2 separate regions of the Homo sapiens genome follow, and region 2 is linked to region 1. A link is a loop called in an ENCODE intact Hi-C map of the cell type or tissue named here. Cell type or tissue: GM12878. All regions are shown on one strand. Each heading gives the region's core, and the rest is flanking DNA. Links, peaks and the distances in the headings are about the cores only.

The links. Peaks named below come from ENCODE experiments on the same cell type or tissue, not always from the same donor. Only the 100,000 strongest peaks of a DNase experiment are listed, where the experiment ranks them.
Region 2: it touches region 1 in a loop (9-fold over the local background); 26 of 110 quality-filtered maps call a loop at or near these places.

Annotation. Positions count from the first base shown.
Region 1 is chr5:109,835,989-109,853,321 of GRCh38, forward strand. MAN2A1 (mannosidase alpha class 2A member 1) reads left to right here. Exons shown (of 22, transcript NM_002372.4): 17 at 6,340-6,473; 18 at 9,877-10,018; 19 at 11,669-11,802. It also overlaps the pseudogene CT45B1P. Among named protein-coding and RNA genes, the nearest start is that of LINC01848, 39 kb to the right of the region's middle. RefSeq lists a silencer at 340-634. In GM12878, for the core only: a CTCF peak has its summit at 8,369; no DNase peak of the experiment used is centred there.
Region 2 is chr5:109,691,457-109,700,140 of GRCh38, forward strand. The region is part of intron 1 of MAN2A1 (mannosidase alpha class 2A member 1); the gene reads left to right. It also overlaps the pseudogene RN7SKP230. Among named protein-coding and RNA genes, the nearest start is that of MAN2A1-DT, 4.7 kb to the left of the region's middle. In GM12878, for the core only: no CTCF peak of the experiment used is centred there; DNase peaks (open chromatin) are centred at 3,985 and 4,375; H3K4me3 peaks cover 3,736 bases; H3K27ac peaks cover 1,823 bases.

The sequences.
Region 1 (17,333 bases), core at 4,367-12,366:
ATTTGCATTTTTTGGAGTCCTTACACCCTCATGGATGTTTCTTTTACCTCATATTTCAGGCATGGCGTGTGTCGGGCTTGCCCTCCAGTTTTTCTTTTAATAATAACAATAATAATAATTATTGTTATTATTATTTTTGCGATGGAGTCCCACTCTGTTGCCCCAGGCTGGAGTGCAGTGGCGCGATCTTGGCTTGCTGCAACCTCTGCCTCCTAGGTTCAAGTGATTCTCCTGCCTTAGCCTCTGAAGTAGCTGGGATTACAGGTGCCCACCACCACACCTGGCTAATTTTTGTGGGGTTTTTTTTTAGTAAAGACAGTGTTTCGCTATGTTGGGCAGGCTGGTCTCAAATCCTGACTTCACATGATCCACCCACCTCGGCCTCCCAAAGTACTGGAATTACAGGCATGAGCCACCGCACCGGCATGCCCTCCAGTTTTTCTCTCCCCACACGAGGGAGCACGCTTTTTGGTTTCCTTAGACTGGTGCTAAGCAACAGTTAAAAGGGTGATGCCTTTTGTTTTCTGTTCTCTCTCTCCTGATCCACCCAGTGGGGGAAGGCTCTGAGAAGAGCAACATCATTTTGAGAGTGGTGCTAAAACCCTGTAAGCCTGAGTGTTCTGTCCTCCCAAAGCTGTGATACGGCTCAGCCTCCTGACGGTGACCTACTTGGTTTTATTTCTTCTTGCTGTCTCAGAAAATATTCTAAAGATGCTTAATATTATTTTACAAATACAGGTATAAATAATATATATGTGTACTCTTCTGACTTCACACATTACAGATATAAAGTAAAATTCCTCTGGCATCTGTGTCTGTCTCCATCCACTCTTCAGGAGAGGAATTCAGATATATGTGCAAGCATACGTGCACCACACGGTCTTACAACTGTAGAAAAGTATAGTATTGTGTTTGTGTCGATTTTCAGCATAGTTTATCATGCTATACAAATGCTACATTTAGCTTTTTTCTTCTGATGTTTCTCTGCCAAGAGAGACAGTTACCTCATTCTTCTCATTTGTGACACAGCATTCCATAACATGGGTGTATGTGATTTTATTTATTCATTTCCCTGTTGAAGGGCATCTAGTATGTCTTCCCATTTTTTTGTTCCTAGTGCCAGTATGCAGTGAACATGCTGGTGTGTGCCTCCTGGGCTCACCATTATGTACATCTCAGCTAGGTACAGTGGGGAGGAACTGCTGTGCAATAGAGTATCTGTCTTTAATATTAAATATGTATTACTTTCTTGGCTTCTAAGGTGAGTGTGCCATTTTAAAAGAGAGTTTTGGGTTGTTTTAAAGAGTTTTTGGGGTCTGGAAGCCTCTTGTGCTTTATTTCACTCAAATAGCTCTTGCAGGATATCAGATTTCAGTTCAGTGCCCTCTGCCCTTAAAAACAAAAACAAAATCTGGAGGTCTTCTCTCTACTCGCTTACTACAAGGCCTCTCCCAGCCCTTGGTCCCAGAGTAACTTGAGCCTTCTCCAATAGTTGGTCTGCCAGTGAGACATGATGATGTAGTAGTTTAGTCCTGGTTCTGCCAGTCTTGTCCTTGGGCGAGTGATTTCTTCCTCAGCTTAGGGTCAGGAAGAAAGGAGTCATTATATGTAAAGCTTGTAGTAAACATATGGTACATAGTAAGCATCAATAACTCTTGGCTCCTGTCATTGCGACATAGCTGCCACCCTTCACTCAGCATACGTTTACCACCCTTCACTCAGTATACGTTTATTGTACATGTCTACGTGCTGGGAACATGAAGATAAATAAGACATGGTCTCTAGCCTTAGGGAACTTATATTCTAACATGCATGTAACATATATGTAAAATGAAAGTTCTTATTCTCTCATCTTTCCAGCTACTTAAACTTTATCCATAGCCCAGTTTACTTTCCTCCCATGTCAGCTAACTTCTGCATGATAAAGGACAGGCTTTCATATCTTAGCTATTTCTGTCTAACAGTGATTCAGTACTTACCATGTACCCCAAATGTTGTTAAGAACTGGAATGCAAAGATGGTGTGTAAGACAGTCTGTATCTGTGAGAAGCTAACATTCTGTAGGGAGATTAAAAAAAAAAAAAATCCTAGCTCCGGGTGTGAGACTGGAATCTACAGCATCTATAGAACACTCTGATGTAGTGGGACCTTCTGAAGGACTCTTTTTGGCCTTTTTATTACCACTTTTCACCTGTGAACTGGCTCTGTTCTACCTTGCGTTGCCTATGCAAATAAGGATAAACAAACTCCATTCTCTCTTCCAAGGGGGAGAGAATTAGCAGCAAGAGGGCACATATTTCTCTTTGTTAAAACCTGGGAATGGCATCACTCCTTTCTTTCCCTAGTGACTAATCTTGTAAAGTGTTAAAGAGAAGTCTAAGTCCCCCAGAGGGACTTAGAAAGCCCTGGCCATTCATGCCCAGGTGGAGCCACTTTAGTAAAAAAAATAGCATTTTTGCTGCCATGTGATGCACAGGTAAAACAGACCACTGGATACTGCTGGTTTGCATTCCTGCTTCCTGGGAAGTTCTCCCTTCCATTTCATGAGCCTCTTTGGGAAAGGTACAAACTTAGGGAATTACTGACACAGAATAGGAACAATTGGCAATCCTTTCACTCTTTCACATATACTGATCTTTAAAAAAATAATAAATTATCATTGAGAACTCAGGGATACCTCCTTGCTTTTATGACCATTACAGGTTTTGTTTGGCTTGTTCATAATAAGCATATTAAGTTTAATCTTATTTTAAAAGTCTGTCCTGATACAAACTTTAAATTGATATCTTGCTGAATTGTGAATGGACATAAAGGCTCCTTTTAAAGAGCTTTAAGTGTTTGTTGCCACAACAGGGTCTGAGTATAATACTGAGGTTGAGAAAGATGATTTTCTCAACAGAAATACTTTATTATTGCTAGAGGTAGTGTGAAATTATCATTTTTTCCTTGAAGCATGTTCTTTTATAAATGCTTTCTGGAGATACATGAATTAAAATTAATGATGTTCTCTTTTGTTAAGGCTTTATTTCATTTCATGTATTCTGTTGATCTTTGAGACAATATCTAATCTAGAGAGAAGAAAACATAAAATAGTACTAAAAACCCAATGAATTCTTTTAGTGAATTAGAGTTTACTTCTTGTCATCAGCTAAGCTCCCTAGTATTACGTGAATACTATCATGCTTGGTGCTACATTTTGTGTTTTGGATGTTTTTGGTTCATTTGTAGATGCTTATCTTTTGTTATTAAAATTCCATATACATTTCATTTTGGCTTTACAAAACTATTTTGGTTAATGTAAGCATACTGAAAAGAGGGTTTGCATTTAGAGTGATGCATTTCGTAGGTCAGAGAAGATACTGTTATTTATCATCAGCTATATGTGTGATTTCTTTTTCAACTTCCCAATAGTGGTGGAGATATTTGGGTCATCTATCTTTGCAGGTCCTTGTAATAATTGTCATCAGGAAATGTACATGTGTAGGTAACTGGCAGGGGTTAGTGGTTCAGACTATGGCCATTAAAAAAAAAAAAAGGCATTAGCTGGGTGCAGTGGCACATGCCTGTAGTCCCAGCTACTCAGGAGGCTGAAGTGGGAAGATTGCTTGAGCCCAGGAGTTCGAGGCCAGCCTGAACAACATAGTGAGGCCCTGTCTCTCTCTTTTTTTTTTTTTTTTTTTTAAATAACATTCCGCATTTCCTCACCCATGGAGATGGTACTCATAATAGTTTTATGAATGTAGGAAGAAACTGAAGTTAGCTCCATTCAAGTTGGAAGAGCAGTATATACCGGAAAGAAATTCAGTGAGCATTCTGAAAATTCTGATCCTAGAGGCTTCAGCCCATTTAAGTGTTAATTTATCACTAGATTGTTATTTTTATTTTAGAATTTCCATTGTACTTTTCAGATAAATCTATGGTGCCTACACTAACAGCATTTACATTCTTTTTTTTTTTTTTTAACAGAAATGTCTTAGCCTCTGGAAGGCCATTTTATTCACTAACACATGCTAGGAGGCTTCAGCAATATCCTGCTCCATTCTAGAAAACAGCAATTTGATCCTTTTTTCCTCCTCAGTCATTAACAAGATTATGCATTTGCGGTGAGATGATCCTTCTTGAACAAGTAGCCAGAAATCATTTGTTCCAGTTTCTTCTCAAGGTGCTGAATTAAGTCTCGTCTCATAAATCTTGTGGCTTCCTTGATGATGGATTCAAAAAATCATTTCTTGACTTCTATAGGTCCTTGCAGTCCTTCAAGCAATTTGAAGAGTTTTTCATATTTTCGTCTAAAGTGTTGAATTTCCTTCACTAATTGACATTTTATATCAGCATTAATTTCTTCTTGACATTTTGGAAAAGGGAGTATTTCTGTGACTTTTAGGTCATCTCCAGAGAAATTGCTGGTAATGATTCCTCCTACAGGTGCATTTCTACCAGGTTTCTGCATCAGCCCATCTTTGCTGCAACCACTGAAGTCATCAAACCGAGAATCCAATTGGCTTGGTGGAATACCATCTCCTGCCATAAGCTTCTTTTCCTTGGACATGGCAGAGCCTCCAATAAGGCTGTCTCCTGCTCTTTGTTTCCTTAACAACAGGGCCATCTTCTGCCTTTTCTGAGATGAAGGAGTCTCAGATTCCCTGGGACGTTTAAACACATTTTCAGGTTCTACAGCAACCTTCTCTGCTTTATCAGTCATTGTTTCCAGAAGGACCGATCCAGTATGGCCCAAGGGGGATGGAAGGGAAACTGCCTGCTATGGCGTGCCCTGCCCCAGCCAAATACTGGGAACACTGGGAACCTGTGTGGTGCGCCGGAGTCCTGAGGAGAAGCCTTGTGTTCAGTAGGATCACGGGTGCCAGCCCCGACAATCATGGGGCCTGCATTTACACTCTTTCCCACAAACCTCACAGAGTTAAACTTCCTTTCTTTAACTCTTTGCTGTCACCTTCTGCTAAGCTCTGGGGATTCTACTTGTGTCCTAGGAAAAAGTCTTCCTTACTCCTTTCCTACCTTATGCATTTTTCCTTTTTTCCTTTCTGAACCTCAGAAAGCGTCAGCTTTATTGAATAGAATGATGTCACTCTTTCTTCTTATGACCACTTTCCTAATTGCTCTCTTTAGAAGGTCCTGTAATATCTCTCTCGCACCGTTTTTAAAAAAAATTTCCATAGGTTATTGGGGTACAGGTGGTATTTGGTTACATTAGTAAGTTCTTTAGAGGTGATTTGTGAAATTTTGGTGCACCCATCACCTGAGCAGTATACACTGCACTCTATTTGTAGTCTTTTATCCCTCGCCCCCCTCCAACCCTTCCTCCCAAGTCCCCAAAGTCCATTCTATCATTCTTATGCCTTTGCATCCTCATAGCTTAGCTCCCACATATCAGTGAGAACATACAGTGTTTGGTTTTCCATTCCTGAGTTACTTCACTTAGAATAATAGTCTCCAGTCTCATGGAGGTCGCTGCAAATGCCATTAATTCATTCCTTTTTATCTCATACACCCTTGATCTGTATTAAGTGTGTTGGATTTCCTCTTCTCTATCTATGAAATTGACCCAAGGCCTCACTGAGGACCTGAAGATACAATTAAAGTAGAATGACAGAAACTAGTAAACACTTGAGGCTTATCCAAATGAATGTTTGATATGTTAGGGACTTTTTAAAGCTGTCCTCTGTTTTACATAACAAAGGACAAAATGGATCATTTCATAACAAGGAGTCCTAAGAGATAACTAAACTCAACTAAAATTGATTTAACTTCTGGAGAGCTTTCCAGATTATAGTCCACAAATACTAATATGTTAATATTACTTTCAGCCATAAACCATCTCATTAGATCTCCTGTCTCTTTTCCTAGCAATAATACACTGTCACTTGAACCAGCAGAATGTAAACTTTACTGGCTCATAATTTCTGGTCTATAAGGAGAGAATGGTGAAAAAGTGGGCTAGAATGGCTCTTTGGGGAATGGTGGTGCAGATGAGAAGTGGACTGGCCTGTAGCTGGGCAGCCCTTTTTTCATTTCATGTCCTGTTTCTCCTCTAGAACTCAGAGAATCATTTACATGTTATACATCATCTACATTTTTCTCATCCCAGCTGCTTCATTCTTTAGATGAATAATATGCTCCCCTGAATAAGTGCTATCTACCTTCTGATAGTTTTTAAAAAGAAAAGTTAAATTGTCATAGCATTTATTATATGAGAGATGTTAAGACAAGAAGTAGAAAACAAGAAAATGTAACTTTGGAAAGAGTTCTGTATAGTATATTTCAAAAAGGTGAGGCAAGTAATTTCTTTCTATTAATCCATATATATTTTTTTAAATTTAGGAATAGAAGGACAGTCTGTGGAAGTTTCCAATATTGTGGACATCCGAAAAGTATATAACCGTGAGATTGCAATGAAAATTTCTTCTGATATAAAAAGCCAAAATAGATTTTATACTGACCTAAATGGGTACCAGGTAATTTTTCCTTTAAAATGTTTAAGTAATGGTTGTATTGGTGTGTAATTCTTATATATAACAATGGCCCAGTTAATTTTGGATCCTTTGAAAAAGTATACTTAAAGTTGCAAATTATATCTAAAATAAAACTGAATTTTGACAGAAAATTTCGGGTTCTACAGTTAGAAGAAATATTTGGGAGACCATTTTTTTAGAACATCTTTTTGTAAGGATTTATTTGTTCAAAGGGTAAATTTGGTGACCACTATGAATGTTAAATATCTTGATGCTAAAAAATATATATATGAATTTATCTACCAGAAAGGAAACATAATTAGGGATTGATGGATTATACTTATTGGGTTTTTTTTTTTTTTTTTGAGAAAGAGTCTCGCTCTGTTGCCCAGGCTGGAGTGCAGTGGCATGATCTCAGCTCACTGCAGCCTCTTACTCCCAGGTTCAAGCGACTCTCCTGCCTCAGCCTCCCAAGTAGCTGGCACTACAGGCGCACACCACTACACCCAGCTAATTTTTGTATTTTTAGCAGAGACACGGTTTCACCATGTTGGCCAGGCTGGTCTCGAACTCTTGGACTCAAGTGATCTGCCCACCTCGCCCTTTCAAAGTGCTGGGATTGTGGGCATGAGCCACTGTGCCCGGTCTGTTTTTGTATTAGCCCACTCTCACACTGCTATAGCGAAATACCCAAGACTGGGTAATTTATAAAGGAAAGAGGTTTAATTGACTCACAGTTCTGTATGACTGGAGGGGTAGCCTCAGGAAACTTACAATCGTAGAGGAAGGGGAAGCAGACAAGTCTTACATGGCTGCAGGCAAGAGAGAGAAAAGCCCAGGGGAACTGCCATTTATAAAACCATCAGATCTTGTGAGATCTCCCTCACTGTCAAAAGAACACCATGGGGGGAACCACCCCCATGATCTAGTCTCTGCCCACCAGGTCTCTCTCTCAACACCTGGGGATTACAATTCAAGATGAGATTTGGGTGGGGATACAAAGTCTATATTAGTTGTCCTCATAAGGAATTGATCCATACCTATTAAGTTTGTTCCCTATATATTGGTTTAATGTATGATCTAATAATGGGCCCTTGTAAATTTCAGGAAAACTCTTCCTCTATATGTGTGTGTGTGTATACCATTATACATACACAGACACACATGTATACATATACATAGGTATATCTATTCAGAAATGGGCAGGTATATATTTAATCAAAATTTTCATGAAATGTTTCAAATTGTAGTAAGGAAATTGATTTATACAATCTTATCAGGTTGTCAATTCTCCAATTTAATAGAGCACTTTTGATTGTTACCTAAATCTCTGTTTTCTGAGTGTATGTGTTTGATAACATATCTTTGAAATACCATTAAAACCATGAGCATGTTTTTAAAACAAGTGTTTTAGAAATTTCTGGCTGTGAATAGAAATAATTTTACAATAAACACTTTGATTTTCAACTGGGGGTGGGTGAAAAAGATTTTAATAATTTTCTCTTCTATGATTTCCTGCAAAAGTTAAATTTAAACTTTTTCCAAAACATAAAAATTGCAGCATACATTCTGAATTAGCATGTTAATTCGACTACAGCCATTTGGATTCCAGATAAAATCTCAACTTCATGGTGATTCATTTTTTTATGTACAAAAGAAAGTATTTTCTTAAAATTATACAAAACCAGTTATTTGTATTTTTGGGTGTAGACATGAATGAGAAACTTAGTAAAACCGAATAACTAAAAATGTGAATTTTCTTTTTGAGGATGGAACGTTTGACTAAAAAAGAAAATATTACTTTTAAGTCTGTAATATTTCTGCTTTTAAAATTGACCATTTTTTAAGCTTTGGATATAGTAGTACTTGGGCAAAACTAGGTATCTAGCTCCACCAGTGGGGAATCGGGGTAGCAACAACACGATTGTGGTAGTTTTACATTTTTTAAAATAAGTTTACATTTACAAGTTAATTGGGTTTGGAAAGGAGAAATAGAGAATTCTTTTAAGGTAGCTTTACTTTTTTTTTTTTCTTTAAACATTTTACAGTTGTAGCTTTATCAGTTTATTAATTTCCCAAGGCTGCCATACAAATGGAATCACGTAAAACAACAAAACTTTATTCTTTCACAGTTCTGGAGACTAGATTTCTAACATCAGGGTGTTGGCAGGGCCATATTCCCTCCAAAAGCTATAGGGAAATAACCTTCCTTGCCCTTTCCCAGCTTCTAGTGGTTGCCTATGCTTGGCATTCCTTGGTTTGTGTATGCATCACTCCCATCTCTACCTCTTTTGTCATACAGCGTTCTCCCTATGCCTCTTGTATCTGTCTGTCTGTGTCCAAATTTCTCTCTTCTTGTAAAGATGCCAGTCATTAGGTTAGGTCCCAACATAATCCAGAATGACCTCATCTATTTCTGCAGAGGCTGTATTTCAAAATAAGATCACATTCATGGGTTGTGGGTGGACAGGAATTTGAGAGAGGGAGGCATTATTCAACCTAGTACAACCAGTAATTTGAGGGAGACATTGCAGGGTTGCTGGGAAGATTAAAGATCACATTTGTGAAATACTCCGGACCATGCCTTTCGTTAATGGGCACTTAATACATGTTAACTATTACGGTAACTTTGTACCTCTTCTTTTCTTCACTTTTATATCCAACTTTCATGAGTTTAAATGAGGAGATGACATTTTTATGTGGTATCATTAAGATTCACTGATAATAGGGTTCTGAGCTTAGAGTCAGTCACTGTGACCCAGATGGGCTTTGGGGTTACCGACAGTCTTTCTCAAAAAGTAGAGTCATATTTCAAACATTCAGGTACTAGGCTGCAAGGAATTGGAATTTGGAACTATCTACATTGAAACTAATCAAAAAGAGTAAGCACTGAATGGTTTTTAAATATAAATATGCATTTGATTTTAACATAATATCTTAGAAGATTTGGTGCAGAGACCTGTGGTATTTATTAAAACCAATTCAAGAATAATAAGAGATATTTCTTGAAAGGGGATAGAGAGGTATTATACTTAGCATTCATTACAAAAGCAGTTTGTTAGATTTAGATGAGAAATGAATACTTAATACCTTTATAATTTGTTTTATGCAAATATTGGAGAGCTAGAAGACTTTTAAGCATTTTTATTCTGAATTTAAATAGGAATGCCTATTTTAAAAATCTGGACAAGTTCTACCTTTCCCACCTAAAAGTTGTTTTCTAATATCCTTGTGGTTTTTCTTCATATTGTTTTAAATAATGTTTTAATTTTTAAATTATTTCTTCCACTGAATAAAAAGGAAGCTTTGTCTTTTTCTCTTGGGAAGAAAAATCACCTGTCCTCAAGTTTTTAAAAGAACATATGTAAATATCACTTTTTGTAGATGGAATTGTTGTGTTTTATAGATTCAACCTAGAATGACACTGAGCAAATTGCCTCTTCAAGCAAATGTCTATCCCATGACCACAATGGCCTATATCCAGGATGCCAAACATCGTTTGACACTGCTCTCTGCTCAGTCATTAGGGGTTTCGAGTTTGAATAGTGGTATGTATTGCTTACACTCTTTTCCACTCTGAAAGGTTTCAATTCCAACTGTATACTTTTTCTGTTGGTCAGATGTGGTATAATCTCTAGTTAAAACCTCCCTGTCTTCTTTTCAGCTTTTTTCTTTCAACAACCAGACTATTAGTTAAGTTTGGGTTTTGTGAGAACAACATAAAAAGATGAATCTCCTAAATCTTCAGATGAAGAACAGGAGACCTAAAATTCCATGTCAAGATTTCTTTTTAAAGATAATTTGCTTCTCCTAATAGTATGTATTTTGCAGAGGTCTCCATCATCATTATGATTTAACGGATGTGGAAACTCAGATTCAGAGGTTTAGATAAGTTGCCTACGTTTGCAAAGTTGGGAAGTTGTGGTTCAAACTTAGGTCCTTTTCTGAATCATGGTCTTTCTATTCTGCTACCACCTGAAAGAAGGAAGGGAGTAGAAATGATAGAGATATGGGGATAAAGAGGTGTGGCTTTGAGGATTCCAAAAGAGAGAAAGTGATGCGCAGAAAGTGAGAGAAAATAGTCAATAGACACTGATTAATTTTTGCAAGTCTTTCTATTGAGAGGCTTTGATCCTTTATAATACATATTTTTAATTGGTTATCATACATGGTATCATTGGTCTTCTTACATTCTAAGAGTTGGTAGAGATACATATCTGAAGGAGCCAGATAATAACTGAGTGCAGATTCCTGGTGTGTCCTTTGACACAAGCCCACTTTTTACATGAGGCGTATACATGCATTCTGTATCTTACACACACACACAAAAACTGCTACTTCTCATTTTTCTTTGTGGCCTTCATTAGATAAGATCATATAAACTCATGCCATAAAGACATGAATTCGATTTTGAAAGTAGTAATGGTTCCACATCAGGGATCCAGTAGGGAGGGTTAGAGACTTGAGCAAACTGAAGAGCATGTTCCCGATGTGCAGTGGGGCAGCATTGTTGCTGTGTGGTTAGGGGCCCAGTGTTGCTAAATTCAATTTTTTTTTGAAGAAGAGTCCAGAAGTCTGGAATTTTACGTGAAGTTGTTCAATCTGTAAAATATTGATACAATTTTTTAAAAAACACTATGTTGAGAAAACATAAAACATCTTTGTGCCGTACATGACTCTTGAGCCACTCATTTTTAAACACTGCCTTAAATTCTCAAAGCTGTGCCCTAAATAGAGGACTAGACAGTAAGACTCAAGCCGTGGTTAACAAAGCAGCATTATCTCACTTCCTGGAAATGTGATGTACATTTCCTAATAAACCTCATAAGCATTTTTGATTCCAAATGGTGCTACTAAAAGTTTCGGAGAACTTAATTTACTCTTTAGGTTAATGTTTTGGAAAAAAAGTTTCATTTAAATTTTGATCTGTCCTGTCTCACTTTTAAATTTCTTATCAGATATTGTGAAACATTACTAAAGAAACACAGAAATACTATCCTGTTTTATGAATTTGTAGTAGCTACTTTGAGCTACTATCAAGAGAAAGCCCATGGTGTAGTGGGTTGTATAAATCCACCTCCTTGACTAGAGAGGAAATTTAGAGCAATACATCATGACTGCTACTTAAGTGATGCTCAATGAATGTCAGTATTAAATTATTCTGGTCAGTTTTGCTTGTTTGTTTGTTTGTGTGTTAGGTCAGATTGAAGTTATCATGGATCGAAGACTCATGCAAGATGATAATCGTGGCCTTGAGCAAGGTATCCAGGATAACAAGATTACAGCTAATCTATTTCGAATACTACTAGAAAAAAGAAGTGCTGTTAATACGGTATGAAAAAATAACTAGCATGATCTGATATTGATTGTTCTTTGTCACCCAAAACTTGAAATTATGACTTTCCACTTTTAAAATTTTAAAAATCATTTCCAATATTGAGATTTCTTTATAGTAGATGTGGCCCACATTCACAGAAAGAGAACTTCAGTTATAAATATCGTGTAAGATTTGCACTTAGGTCTTTTTATTTTTTATGTTTGCTTATTATGTAGATAAAAAATAATGACAGGAAATCACTTTGGGTAAATATTCCTGAAATTATTTTGAAAGACATAAGAATTGAAAAATTGAGCTAAATAAAAGTTAAAGAATAGAACTTAGTCATATACTTAGGAGATTAAATTTGGTAAACTTTATTTGAAATCTTAGTAAAATTTATTTGAAATCTTAGTGTACTTATTCTAGTCTTAGACTCTTCAGTTGAAAATGTATTTATATGTAGGTTTTCTATGAGGTTTACTCCTCAAAGCAAAAATCTAGTACTCTGTGTTGAATGGTCTGGCAAAAGCCCAGCTGGACCTGAATGACCTGACGATATGCTTGTTCAGGCAAAGTTATCTTCAGAGTTCTCCGTAAGTTATTGATCCACCCACCTTGGATAGCCCTGAGCATGGGCTTTTTCTTTTTGCTCTATTCTCCTTTCTGCACCTGACCATTGCAAGTCCTTTCTGCTCTTTTCAGCCAGTGATCGTACCTTTCACTTTATAGAGAGAACAGCCATTAGACAGGGCTCTCTGTTCCAGTTATCTAACATCTACTCCCACCCTTCCCATCTCTCCTCCTGTTACATTTAAAAGACACTTTACAGTCCATCATCCTAGGCAGGTCCCACCACTTGTCCTTGGAACTTACTCTCTTCACCCACCTCAGCATCCTTTTACTGTTCATTCTCTCCCTCTCTCTTTCTCCCTTGCTCCTCATATCCAACACTTCCTGGGAGATTCTTTCTGTTAGCTTTTGAACACTCTGTTTTCTTCTATTAAAAGTAGAAATGGAATACAGCCTTCCTTCAGACTCTTATTTCCATTTCCTGTAAGCTGCTATCCTCTTCTCTCCTACCCAATTGAGTCAGAGTTTATGAGATGAGTTTATTTCATCACTTCCTTCTCACAATCCATTTGTTTCAGTCTGGCTTTAGCCTCCATCATATTCTGAAAGAGCTCTTTCCGATGTCAGTAGATCCAGTGCATATTGACTTTCGTCATCTTACTTCACCTTTCAGCAGTATTTGGCACTGGCCATTGTCACTCTCTAAAATACTGCCTTGCCAGGGCTTCTATGGAGCTATGCAGTTTGGTTTTCCTCCTACCTGTCTGGCAGTTCTTTATCTCTCTAATAGTTCTCTACTCAGCCATTAAATCTTAGAGCTCTCAAAGCATGTCCCCTGGCCTTCTCCTTTTCTTATTTTTTATGCTATCCCTTGGCAATCTCTTCTACTCCTCTGGTTTTGTTTGCATCTTCCACACAGGTAGAAGCCACTAATACATATCTCCAACTTAGGCTTGTGTCTGACCTCCTGATTTATCTATCTAATTGCTTCCTGATATTCTCTGTTTAGAAGGACACCTCAAGTTTGACATATCCAAAACACTCATAATCTCTCTTCTCTCCCAAACCTGGCCCATTTTCAGTGTTCCCCCCAGTCAACAGCCACCGCCATCCATACAACTCCAAGACAGACATGAGTTCTGCCTGATAGACACTTCTCCCCATCAGCCTTTTCTCACAGAGTAATTGCCATCACCTATCTATCTCATTGCCTGAATATTTCAAATTTATAATCTTCTTTACTTCCACCACCCTAATCTAAAGTGACTTCCTGTATTTCCTGGGTCTAGCCTATACACATCCACCCTGTTCTCTTTCTGCCGTATGTCTGTTCTTAACCCAGAAGGCAGAATGGTTTTTTTTTTTGTTTTTTTTCAAAGCCACATCTAACTTTATTGCTTCCTGTTGAACCCTCTGATATCTTCTCATTGCTATCAGTATAAAAGTCAAAATTTCTTACCACGGCCTCCAGAGCCCCTCATGATATGGGCCCTGCATGTCCCCTAGGCATTGGCATTGGCATGCCTTTTACTGTGTCTGCTTTAGGCCCACTGGTTTCCTTTAAGTCCCAAGTACTTTCCATCCCCTCCTCCCCACCGCACTTTTGCACATGGCCTGTTATCCTCTGCCTTAGAGACTCTTGGTGATAGTTCCGGTTAGTGCTTACTTCATCAGCTGCTTCTGGACCAGGTTAAAAGCCCTTCCCCTATGCTGCCTCCAAACTGTGCATCTCACCTTCCTGCAAGTGTGCGATTATTTGATCCTGTCTTCTCCCCTCCTTTGGACCATAAACTCCATGAGAGTGGGGAATGTGCCTTTCTTTGCTTCTAGGATTGTTCCTGGCAGAGGACATGCCTAATATATGTCATATGAATGAATATCGAAATGCATAGATGAATGAGCTGTTAGAGTACATTTTGCCACTGTATTTATTGCAATTTCTGCCTATTACCTTGTCTTCATATGCATGTTGCATTCCTCCTACTAGATTCCAGGGACTTGTTGCCTTCATTTTCATTTGTCCTTATATTTGGTAGACATTCTTTAAACAAAATACTAGTTGATTGAATGAAATAGCAACAGCTAATTAAAGCAAAAATTCTTCCAGTATTTAGAATATTTTAGAAAAAAGAATTAGTATCCACTTTAGATGTCAAGAGCCATACCATTCTTGAGACTCATATTTTAAATCAATCACTGACAAGATAGCTTAGTTTTAAGGACTAAATCTGCATAGGAAAATCATTGTCTGAGTGCTGACAGCTACTGTCTTTTGCTCCTCCTGAAAAAGTTTCTCGCTTATATGACTTTATATTGACACTAATCTATAAAACTTCTGTTAACTGCAATAATAAAAATTTTCACATCAAATCTATAAAGCTTTGACTTAGAAGTGAAATAATTTGTTTATTCCCATTCAGAACTCCTTGGATAGTAATTGATTTAAATTTAATTTAATGTTTTTATGTTGATTAAATTTTTCTTTTACTCAAGTATAGATTCTGGGTCTTCAATTAATGGTTTCTTTTAAATAAGAAATGAACTAGAGAAGAGAAAATACATTTTAATGTCTAGTGAAAATAATTAAAAAGACACTTAATTGATGAAAGTTAATACCATGTAACTTGAATTTTCTAGAAAGAGTTCTTAATTTCAACTCAGACTCAAATATCTAAAATAATGATGGAGGGAAGTGAAGTAGGGGGATACTCCCTGAATAGGAAGAGATTTTAATGGGAAGCCCTGAGCATGACAGAGCCTCATGGAAATAATCCCGAGCTGACTAAGTGGAAGTAAGTCCTGTCCTCAGAGAATTCTGCAGAGAGTCAGTAAAAACAAGGACTTGGATGATATCCACTGTGTAATATGTGCAGGTGTCCAGTGAGGACTGTGGCTGCACGAGGTTGACCATCATTTATGCTAATCATCCTCAAAGCCAATAGAAATGGAAAATAGGATTCATCTCTTTGGCATTGCCAGGGTTTGAATGTGTCCCCCAAAAGTTCATGTGTTGAAAACTTGGCTACCATTGTGGTAATGTTGGGAGTGGGACCTTTGGGAGGCTTTTGGGTCATGGGGGATCTGCCTCATGAATGAATTAATGCCATTATCATCGGAATGGGTTAGTTATTGCAGGAGTGGCTTTGTTATAAAAATGAGCTCTCTTGCACTCTCTTGCCTTTTCACCATGTGATAATGCAGCAAGAAGGCCCTCACCAGATGCCAGTGCCATGCTCTTGGAATTCCCAGCCTCCAGAACTGTGAGCTGAATAAACTTCTTTTATAGATAAATTATCCAGTCTGTGGTATTCTGTTATGGCAGCAGAAAATGGACTAAAAACAGGCATTGACGGCTTTAGGATTTGTTTCTTTGACGGTTTATCCTTACCCCTTTCCTGCTACTGGTTGGTTAATGAGGCACTGAGCTAGGAACCCTGTAAGTGTTCAAGTGTTAAAATTGTGTTGTTGTACCTTTAAATATAAGGAGAAGAAATTGGGAGAGATCAGATTAAAATATTAAATACTTATATGGTTTAGAAAAGTGACAGCATAAGGGAGATCAACCAGGTTTAAGGGTAAATACTTAGGTGACCAGAAGATCTACAGTAAACTTGAGGACATATCCCACCAAGACCCACAACTCAGCTCCAGCTGATTGTTTCCACAATAGGACTGAATGCCTGCCCAGGGTGACACAGATTTCCAGTTTCTTGGGTAAAAAACAAAAAATGTGTTTTGGGTTTTTTGAGGTTGCTTTTTTATTATGAATTTTTTATTAAAGAGTTGGCTTAAAAACAAAAAAAAAAAAACATTTTAATACCATACAGACCTACCAAAATGTGTGATCTACAAATCTGCCCCACAGTCTTCAGCTACAGATACTTACCTCCAAATGTTATGATTCAATGTATTATTCTTCATTTTCTCTCCTCCTTCCTCTTTGTCTTTTTTACTCCACCCTTCCTCTCTAGTGTTCTTCTTTCATTTATTTATATTGCATTTGCTTATTAAATTAATAGATTTACTTCAACAGACATTTATTAAGTTCCCACCATGTTTCAAGTCAAACTGAATAAACAAGGGTAACTTAAAAAATGGTCTCTTACTATCTCACCATGATTTAACAGGATCGTTTAACTCAAAGTGAGCTTAATAAAGGGCACCAAGAAGTCTGGCAAGAAGTTCTGACTCATGGACTAAGGGCTGGAACCCAGTGAGGAAGAGCTGTACTTTGTGTGGTTTGGATCAGAAGGTGCTAGAAACTTTCTTTAATGTCAGACAGGCTGCAGAGAGAAAGCTACACTTATACAGTCTGAAACCTTCCAACCAACAAGAAATTAAATAAGGTTTATAGTACTAGATTAGTTAAGTACAAGGCTGGGGTATTCATTTATAACTTAAACACATAAAATTTCCTGTAGAAAACATGTTTTTAAAACTTTGGGTTTATCATATGATTTACAGTGGAAAGGTTACCTTTGTAGAGATTAATTTAAATATTGATGGTTCAACAGTTAATATCTTGTTGAGCCTCTTGTTGCTGTAAATATGATAAGAAAGTACATGAATGGCAGAACTCTGGGTGAGACTTTGCCACTCCAACCTGGCCAGCCTCCAGCAGTGTTATTTTTTCATGGTGCTCTTAGGGTAGTGAACCACAACTCTTCTATAAACTTCCTTATCTTTCTAAGGACAGTAAACTACACAGTTTTTAAATTCTTGAAGTCCTTAATATCCATGACATTGTTTCCTTTTAGAAGACTCCCATCAAAATGTCTTTGAAACTGAATCTTGTTTTTCTAATGCAAAGGTAGTTAAAAGGTAAAGTTTATCTTTTGATTCTAAAGGGAGCTCTGTTTTCTCTATAAGATTGGATGTCTGGGGTGGCACTTCCCGGCACAGGGTCATGGAGCAGTGTGCGGCTAACTCCATGAAATTCACCTGGGGAGGCTTTTCAGCTTTGCATTTTCAGG
Region 2 (8,684 bases), core at 685-8,684, 150 kb before region 1:
ACTCAAACCCTGACAGGGCAATCTAACTATTCCTACTTGACTTACGAGAAAGAGAAGCCTAGACGTGAAGTTGATATATATTTTTTTCTCTTTTGTGATAACTTAAATGACCAAAGAATATCCTTGCCATTTTTTTTGTGTTATGCTAGAGCAAATGGCTTGAATTTAATTGAGATTAAAGTAAAAACTTTACTGGAATTATTGTGAAAGTGAAAAAAGACCCTTTTATGGATGCTGTCATCAATACAGAGCACTCAACATGTTTTGTCGGTGAGAGGTTTTAAAAATCTTGCTGCAGAGAGATGTATCAAAATTTTAAAAGCCTCTGCTTCCCCTAGGTAGTATGACAGAGAAAATAGAAACAAGCACTGAGGGCATCTTTAAATCTTGAGCTCAGAGCTTGTCCAGTGCTTCTTGATGAGGTTGAAGAAAACAGTTGGAAAAAGGTAAGGAGTTTTAAGCTTAGCTTGATATGTTGTGTAATTTTGGGGTTGAAATTACTGTAATTTTTTTCCCTCCAGTAACCTCATTTTCAGATTTTCCTCCATTACAGGAAAATCATAAAAAGTGATATTTTTACTTAAAGTGTTTTCTAAAATAATGTCCTTTGGCTTTGGCTTGATGATCACTTGAAAATGGTTTATGCAAACATCTGGACCTGGGTTTTCTGGCAACCTTGACATTTTCTCTGTTCAGAATCTAAAGACATGAGTGACTCATTCAGTTACTGAGAAATCTTAGGCAAAGCTAATTCCAGTATTGTAATATCTATCCTTAGTCCTCAATGAGAGGCTGAAGTTCTGCTTTAAGCGTAAAGCATTTGATGAAAGGTCAAAGTGGCTGCTGGAGGGGAAGGCTGTTGGTACTCAACTGGGAGGTGGAACATTTTGCATTTAAGATTGCCTTTCTCAGATTTTCTGTACTGGATTTTCACTGCAGAAAGAAGGTATTCTTTAAGTGCTTGGACGGCCACTGAATCCTCAAGCAGATAGACATTCTAAGACCCCTCTGTAAGCTTAACCGTTATGTGTGTGACATTAGCCTTCGTATCTTACAGGGTAAAACTTAAGTGGCGAGGGGACTGAGGCACTGAGGCACGGAGAGATTAATTAGCTTGCCCAAGATCACACAGCTGCAAGCTGAGATTTGAACAGGTAGCCTTTGTAGCCCAGGCTCCCAGCCACTGAGTTGTCTTGCCTCTTAGGAATCTGTTGCCTACTGTTTAGGCTGCCATTTGCTTATGGAAAGATCTGATGTAAAATATAGAGCAGTGATCCTCAACCTTTTTGGTACCAGGGACTGGTTTCCTGGAAGACAGTTTTTCCACAGACAGGGGTGGGGATGGGGGGAGTCGGGGGTTTCGGGGGATGGTTTGGGGATGAAGCTGTTCCACCTCAGATCATCAGGCGTTAGATTCTCATAAGGACCATGCAGCCTAGATCCCTGGCATGCGCAGTTCACAATAAGGTTCGTGCTCCTATGAGAATCTAATGCTGCTGCTGATCTGACAGGAGGTGGAGCTCAGGCGGTAATGCTTGCTGACCTGCTATGCCACTCACCTCCTGCTGTGTGGCCTGGTTCCTAACAGGTCCATGGCCCTGGGGTTGGTTGCCCCCTGTATAGAGCATGTTGCTCTCTGGTACCTTAGCTTATGACTAAAGGAACTTTTATTTTGAAGCCATAATGAATATGGTCCTTTTTCTGAAACATTTACTGCTAGAGATTTATACCCTTCCCAGAATGTCTTTGAGCTCATTTCAGAGCTAAACATTATAATGAAAACCATTGTGTAGTCCAGCATCCAGAACTTGAGTTGATTCTTTTTTTTTTCACTGCTTCTAACTTATTCTTAATAATACCAAACATAGCAAAAGGAGGTTGCAATACATTTGTTTGGCAAGTTTGGGTATTGAATTCTTGAGTTTTAGTAGAGCCAAGCAGGTCGGTCACTATGTGTCATTTTTTGGTATCTAGTAGAACGGTTTATTTAGATAGGTATTGGGTTCCTCTAAATTGCCCATTTAGTTGGTTTCAGTTGATACGGAACCTTCACTAGGCTTTAGGTCTATCTTGTAAACAAGATATTTTTAAAGACCATCCTAGATTGAGAGCAATCTATTTGTTGTTTTTTTGGAGAGCGGGGGTTTGTTCTTTTTCTCTTCTCTCACAACTCTGGTGTTTTCCACCATTTGGCTGGACTCTGGGGCAAGAGTGGGCTGGCCGAGGGTGCTCCAGTTTCTCTCACCCCGGAACAGCTGCCTGCCTCTAAGATATTCTTTGGAAGTCTATCCTGAAGCACTCCGAAGCCTTGCTTCTGCTTCTGGGAGGAATTCCTTGGAGGACTAGAGGCAACAGGGGGCCTAATCTGTTGAAACTTGTGTGTATATTTCAGGGTTAATAAATCTCAGCTAAGAAAATTAATAAAAATTCCACTGTGAATGAGAGGTTGGTCAGAGACTAATGTCTTGAAAATGCTTTATGATAACTTGGAAGAATTTGAGCAGATGGAAAGGAGAAACTTTGTTAAGGTCTCCCTGAAATTAGTCATCACTTCTTACAAGCAGATTTCACAAGGTGCTTACTATCTATGGTGTGTATAATAGGGTTGTCTTATTAATTAGTCTGATGTTTGGATCTGGAGAAGTAAATTAATGAGTCAGGTTTTGTATAACAAATGATCACTTTTTAAGTAATTAGTGTAGCATATGACCGTAGAGATTAATATTAACTCTTAAAATATGGAAATTGAGACTCCGATGGAAAATGTGAAAGTGAAGTTAAAACTTTATCTTTTTGCCTATGTAACATTTATCAAGTGAGAAAGTGAGAATGCCTTTAAATAAGCATTTGATTGAAAGCCATTAGAAGGTGAGAACTTGTATACCTTTTTTTTTTTTTCTTTGGGATAGGGTTTTGCTCTGTCATCCAGGCTGGAGTGCAGTGATGGAATCACAGCTTACTGCAGTGGCCTTGAATTCTTGGGCCCAAGCCATTCTCCCACCTCAGCCTTCTGAGTAGCTGGGACTACAGGTGTGTATGCCACTGTGCCCAGCCAGTTTTAAAATTTTTATTTTGTGGAGACGGGGTCTTACTATGTTGACCAACTGGTTTCAAATTCTTGGCCTTAAGCTATTCTCCTGCCTCAGCCTTCCAAAGTGCTGGGATTATAGGTGTGATTCACTGCTCCCAGTTGCCTTTTGTGTTTTTTTTTTTTAACTTACTGTAATACACATACAGAAATGTGCTTACATACTTTACATCAGTAGTACTTAAGAGTCCAGCATAGTAGATGTTATTAATGAAAGTTGACTCATGGCAATACATATAACTAGGACTTTGATTCCCCAGTTTTTTTCTTGCTTTCATAAATCTGTAAATCTTACTTAAGAATGACATATAAGGAAAATATGATCTCCTTCCCCTTCCTTGAGTGCAGTCTATTTATAAACAATAGCACTTGGTGCTGGGGTTTGTTCACGTTTGTATGAGGGAGATTGTCTTATTTTCTGGGATATAATGCGGAGATCTGTGCTTTTTGGGAAGTGATGGAACGTTGATAGTGCATCCAGCATTTAGGAATGCAAGAACAAACATTAGAGCCTTTTGAGGATGGTGTCCTCTAACTCCTCTTCAGTCCAACAGCCCTGTGGGTCTCTTCCTGATCAGCATTTTTCACTAAGACCCAAACTTATTTCCTGTAAACCAACTGGGCCAGATACTCATGACTGTCTGTGGTCTGAAGATAGTAGTTTATGTTTTGTTTTTTGTTTTTTTTAAATTGAATTGGGTGTGTTGTTCCCAGATGAACACTGTTATCAGGGCCTAAACAAATATTTTTGTCAGGGAGATGTCACAATTGTATTATTGGAAGGGGATTTTCTCTCTTAGCTTTTAATTTGCATTAAGAGGTGTCTGGGCTGTGGGCAAAATAGTGGCTAAAATGACCACTTTTATTTGTTTTTGAGTCAGCTATTGCTTTTTGTGATAACTGAAAACTTTAGTCTTTTTTGAAGGACTGAAGTGTTGAGAGTTTCCTGGAATGAGTGGTTCACTAGCTGTTGCTGATCACCTGGTTTATTCTTAGCTTTTTTTGCATTCAGGAGTCTTAGTTTTCCCTTGTTCTCCAACTTCTGTAATCTTTAAGAAAATGAAAGGATATTTAGCAGCTCTGATGACCTGTATTTGCTGGATTGTAAAGGCCTTATTGCATTTTTTATCCCTTCTGTCTTGGTAAAAGTTCCTGATAGCAGCAGCTTTTATAAAAGTTTGAGCAGAACTAAGGCAAGGAGGAAGAACTCTAAAATAGTGATTTTTGCTTCTCAGTTGTTATTAGTAGGTTAATCAGGAGAGGAAGTAGGACATTTTAACTAAAATGGGTTTCTGTTTCAGTTATCAAGCCAAGCTGCTATTTTTAAGTTTGAAACCATTTTTAAATTCAGACAGGTTTGAGGATTAATTGTACTGAAATGGAGCTCACATCTAGTGCTTTAGTGAGTATAGCTAAATGTGCCTATAATAGGGAGGAAGTAAATCATTTGGTTTGATGAACTCTGTCACTTGAGGTCATATCATAGCTTTTCTGAAAGAGTGCCCTGTTTAAGGTAATTATATTTTATGCAGACAGGTGGATAGTAGGTATCTAGTATATATCTTTTTTTTTTTTGAGACGGAGTCTCACTATGTTGGCAGACTGGAGTGCAGTGGTGCAATCTCAGCTCACTGCAATCTCCACCTCCCGGGTTCAAGCGATTCTCCTGCCTCAGCCTCCCGAGTAGCTGGGATTACAGGCACAAGCCACCATGCCCAGCTAATTTTTGTATTTTTAGTAGAGACGGGGTTTCACCATGTTGGCCAGGATGGTCTCGATCTCCTGATCTCGTGATCTGCCCGCCTTGACCTCCCAACATGTTGGGATTACAGGCGTGAGCCTCTGCGCCTGGTTGGTATCTCTTAAATATCTTAATGTTAAATTTCTAAATCTAACATACTGTTTTCTAAAGAAGAGAAAGTACTTTAGTTTAAAACTGGACATACTCTACCATTTGCTGCCTCTATCCAGGCTTTGTAACCTCTTTGCTGTTGACATTTTGGGCCAGAGAATTCTTTCGTGTTAAGGGCTGTCCTGTGCGTTGTAGGGTGTCTAGCAGCATCCTTGCTGTCTACCCGATATCTGCCAACATCACTGTTCTCTCTCTGTACCCCTAGTTGTAGGAACCAACAATGTCTCCAGACACTGCTCTCAATATCCTCTGGGAGTGGGAATCATCCCTGTTGAAACTGTGTTGGCTGTGGCCTCTTCTTTATACCCAGTACATGTCGTTAGCACTTCTGTGTTTTAGGAAGGATTGATCAAAAGGCCGAAGCTCAAAAAGCCAATTAGCATTTTTTGATGGGTGAACTCTATTCTTTCTCAGGATGCCTGAAATTCACTTACACATTTAGGATTCTAGATTGTAGTATGTTACAAAAAATTTCAAGGATAGATTATGTTCATAGGTAAGTTGAAGGAAAAAATGGAAGATTCTTATAATGGAACGTAAAAAAATTCTTTTCCAATTGGACGTGTGTATTCTGAGAAAAACATTAGGGTCAGGTCATTGTAAATAGATCATCTTTTACTTTCTTCCAGCTGAATTACAGGTTGGCACTTATCCAGATTTATTCCTCTTAGCATAGGAAGATAAGATATATTGATTAATAAGGTAGTATAAAAATTGTCTGCAAAAATGTTTTGAAATGTCTGCAGTTTTCTCAGGCAGACTGTTTACTTTTCAGTGTATTGTTTTTATTTCTGTTAATTTTGATGATTCTGGTTACAACATTTTAAATATCTTCTTGAGATGAGAAAAAGCAGGGAAAGAAACTGGAAAATAAGGAGAGTGGATAGAGACTTTCCTCCTGATCATTTCATTTTGTCCTCTAAATAGCATTTTTTACGAAAGTGGGGTGGAGGTGGGAGGTTAGGGAAAGAATGAAGTTCTTGACAAATAATCTTCCTTCTTTTGTCTCCAAGGCCTCTGGTTTTGAACTCTGCTGAGTCAGCTAACTATGAGTGAAATCTGTCTGCCACCTGTCTTTATAGGGCCATGTGCTAAGAATGGTTTTTACATTTTTAAGTGGTTTAATAATGTTTCATGACATAGCCATGGTCATTCATCTACCAATTGTCTCTGACCACTTTCACACAACAGTGGCATAGTTTAGTAGTTAAGACAGAAACTGGCTCACAAAACCTAAAATATTTACTCTCTGGCCCTTTTCAGAGTTTGCCAATCCCTAGTTTAAACTATATTTCTCTATTGTTAATATTGGAGGCAAATAGTATTGTTAGATCTGTTAAAGTAGATGTGAGTTAATTAAAGACAAACAAAATTCTCGTAAATTGGTTATTAGATAAGCATTGGTCAAACTTTGTGTTTTTAGAGAGTGGTTTAAAACTTGTGTTATCTACATGTTTCATAGATTTCCAGGTATCCTTGGGGAACTTTGATGCTAGAGCATCGACATGCTTGATGAGTTTGTTTCTCTTCTTTCACCTGAAGGTTTTGCACTGTAGGACTGCTCTGGGAAGGAAGGTTCTGGGCCATGAACTAGGCAAAATTGATCCATAGCTTCAAGACTGAAAACCATGACTTTATGACTTTTTGGATCTGCTGTAATTCACAGATGGGCTTAATTCTGAGCCCAGTCTGATTGCTTGGGTTAGTTAGTCCTGAGAAGGGAGAGCTCAGGTATAGGTATCTTCTTCATAAGCTGTAAATAGAAGATGGAACTCAGCCGGTCTCTGGGATCCTGAGCGTTGCTCAGCTTGGAGGCAGGGTACTTTCAGGTTGTCAGCAGAGGTACTGGCCTGCTCTTCTGCTTATCAAAGAGCAGTTCTTGCTAATTTTCATCATTTTCTTCACTTTTAAAGATTATATGTCACTTTCTTTGCTGTGTTGCTGTGACACAGGCTAACACCCCATTTGTGTCCTCACAGATTTTAGTATCATCTTTAAATTGCAGTATACTGAGTCCGAACAAAATGGGGGTAATGCGTCTCATCGAGTAGTATTAAGGTTAGTGTTAAGTAGAGTTTTTTAAGTATTTGTTTTTTTGCATTTAAAAATGTATGCATTTGTGTATTTTTCACATGTAAATGGATTTACCACTGGCCTCCTTTGCAGGTGGTGCCTTTGGAAGTCCAGAGAAATTAAATGCTTTTTCCAAGAGCAGAGAAGACTCTAAATTTGACCCTGTCCTATGTTCTTGCTGGTGCACTTCATTGGCTTCAGTGAGGAGTCCGGAGAGCTGGGACTTTACCAATGATTTTTTTTTTCTTTTAAACATGTAAAAGGTATAAATGCACATAGAAATAATTCAAATGACATAGAAAGGTACACATTGACAATAGAATCCCTCTCCCTTTTTTCCCCATCTTTAGTCCACTCTTCTCTGAGTCCCACTTCTGACCATTTCTTTATGTTCCATGTGTGGTTCCTTCTTTAAATATATGCATATACCTCTGTTTTGATTTTTGTTTCAATTTTGAGCTATTGTTTCCCTTTATAAGAGATGAAGAATTTAACTCAATACCCCCTACTCTTCCCAGTTTTTAAAAAAGTTTTGTATTCAATTTCTGTTTGATATACATTAACAGCTTTCAATGATGTAATTGCATTTGTTTTCTTGATTCATCAACTTTAGGCCTAAAGTGACTCCCCACTCTGTCAGTCAAGGAATTTGGTACTTCTCAGCCTTCTCCCACTCAATTTCTCTTCCTTCTCATTTCTCACCCTCCCTCAGCCATCAGTTTTTTTACATCAACATACCTTATATCATCTACATTTCATTCTGTGACTGAATGTGTTATGTACTCTGACTATAGGTTGGTTACAAAAATTGAAAACCAGTAAACAAGGATACGGAATTTTAGGTAGGAGGAATAAGTTCAAGAGATCTATTGTACAACATACTGATTATAATTAATAATAAAGCATGTAGTTTTGAAAATTGCAAAGAGTAGATTTTAAGTGTTCTCACCACAAAAAAGAATAAATAAGTGATGTAATGCATATGTTAATTAGCTTGATTTAGCATTCTACAATGTATGCATTTTTCAAAATGATATACTTGATAAATATATACAATTTTTATTTGTCAGTTAGAGCTCGTTTGGAGGTTCCAGCAGGGGAGTGCAGCTCCTTGTATACCCTTGACCGAAGACCCGTCCTCCATCAGGGATGGTCATCCTCTACGACTGAGCATGCAGCTTCAGGAGGGGCTCACATAGAGTGGTGAGGGAGGAAGGGGACACCCGCCTAGCCAGCCAGATCAGCCGAATCAACCCTGGCGATCAATGGGGTGACAGATTTCGCAGCCAGATCGCCCTCACATCCTATTTGTCAGTTAAAGAAATAAAAAATGTTAAAAAAAAGAAAACCAGTACATAGTGTTTTCAATTTTATGATATTAAATACCATGCAGTATATGTCAGGTAGTTTGGCTTCATAAGAAGGAGGGATAATCTTGATAATTACACCTGTGCCACTTGAAGGAAATATTCTGAGCATTAGAGCAAGTGGAGTCTCTTATATTCCAGCTGGTGAGAATCATGCTATATTTCAGTTTCCTTAACTTCTGGACCATGACTTCCTGATATGTAGTTTTTGTTTTTTCTGTCTATTTCTAATTCCTTTCCCTTT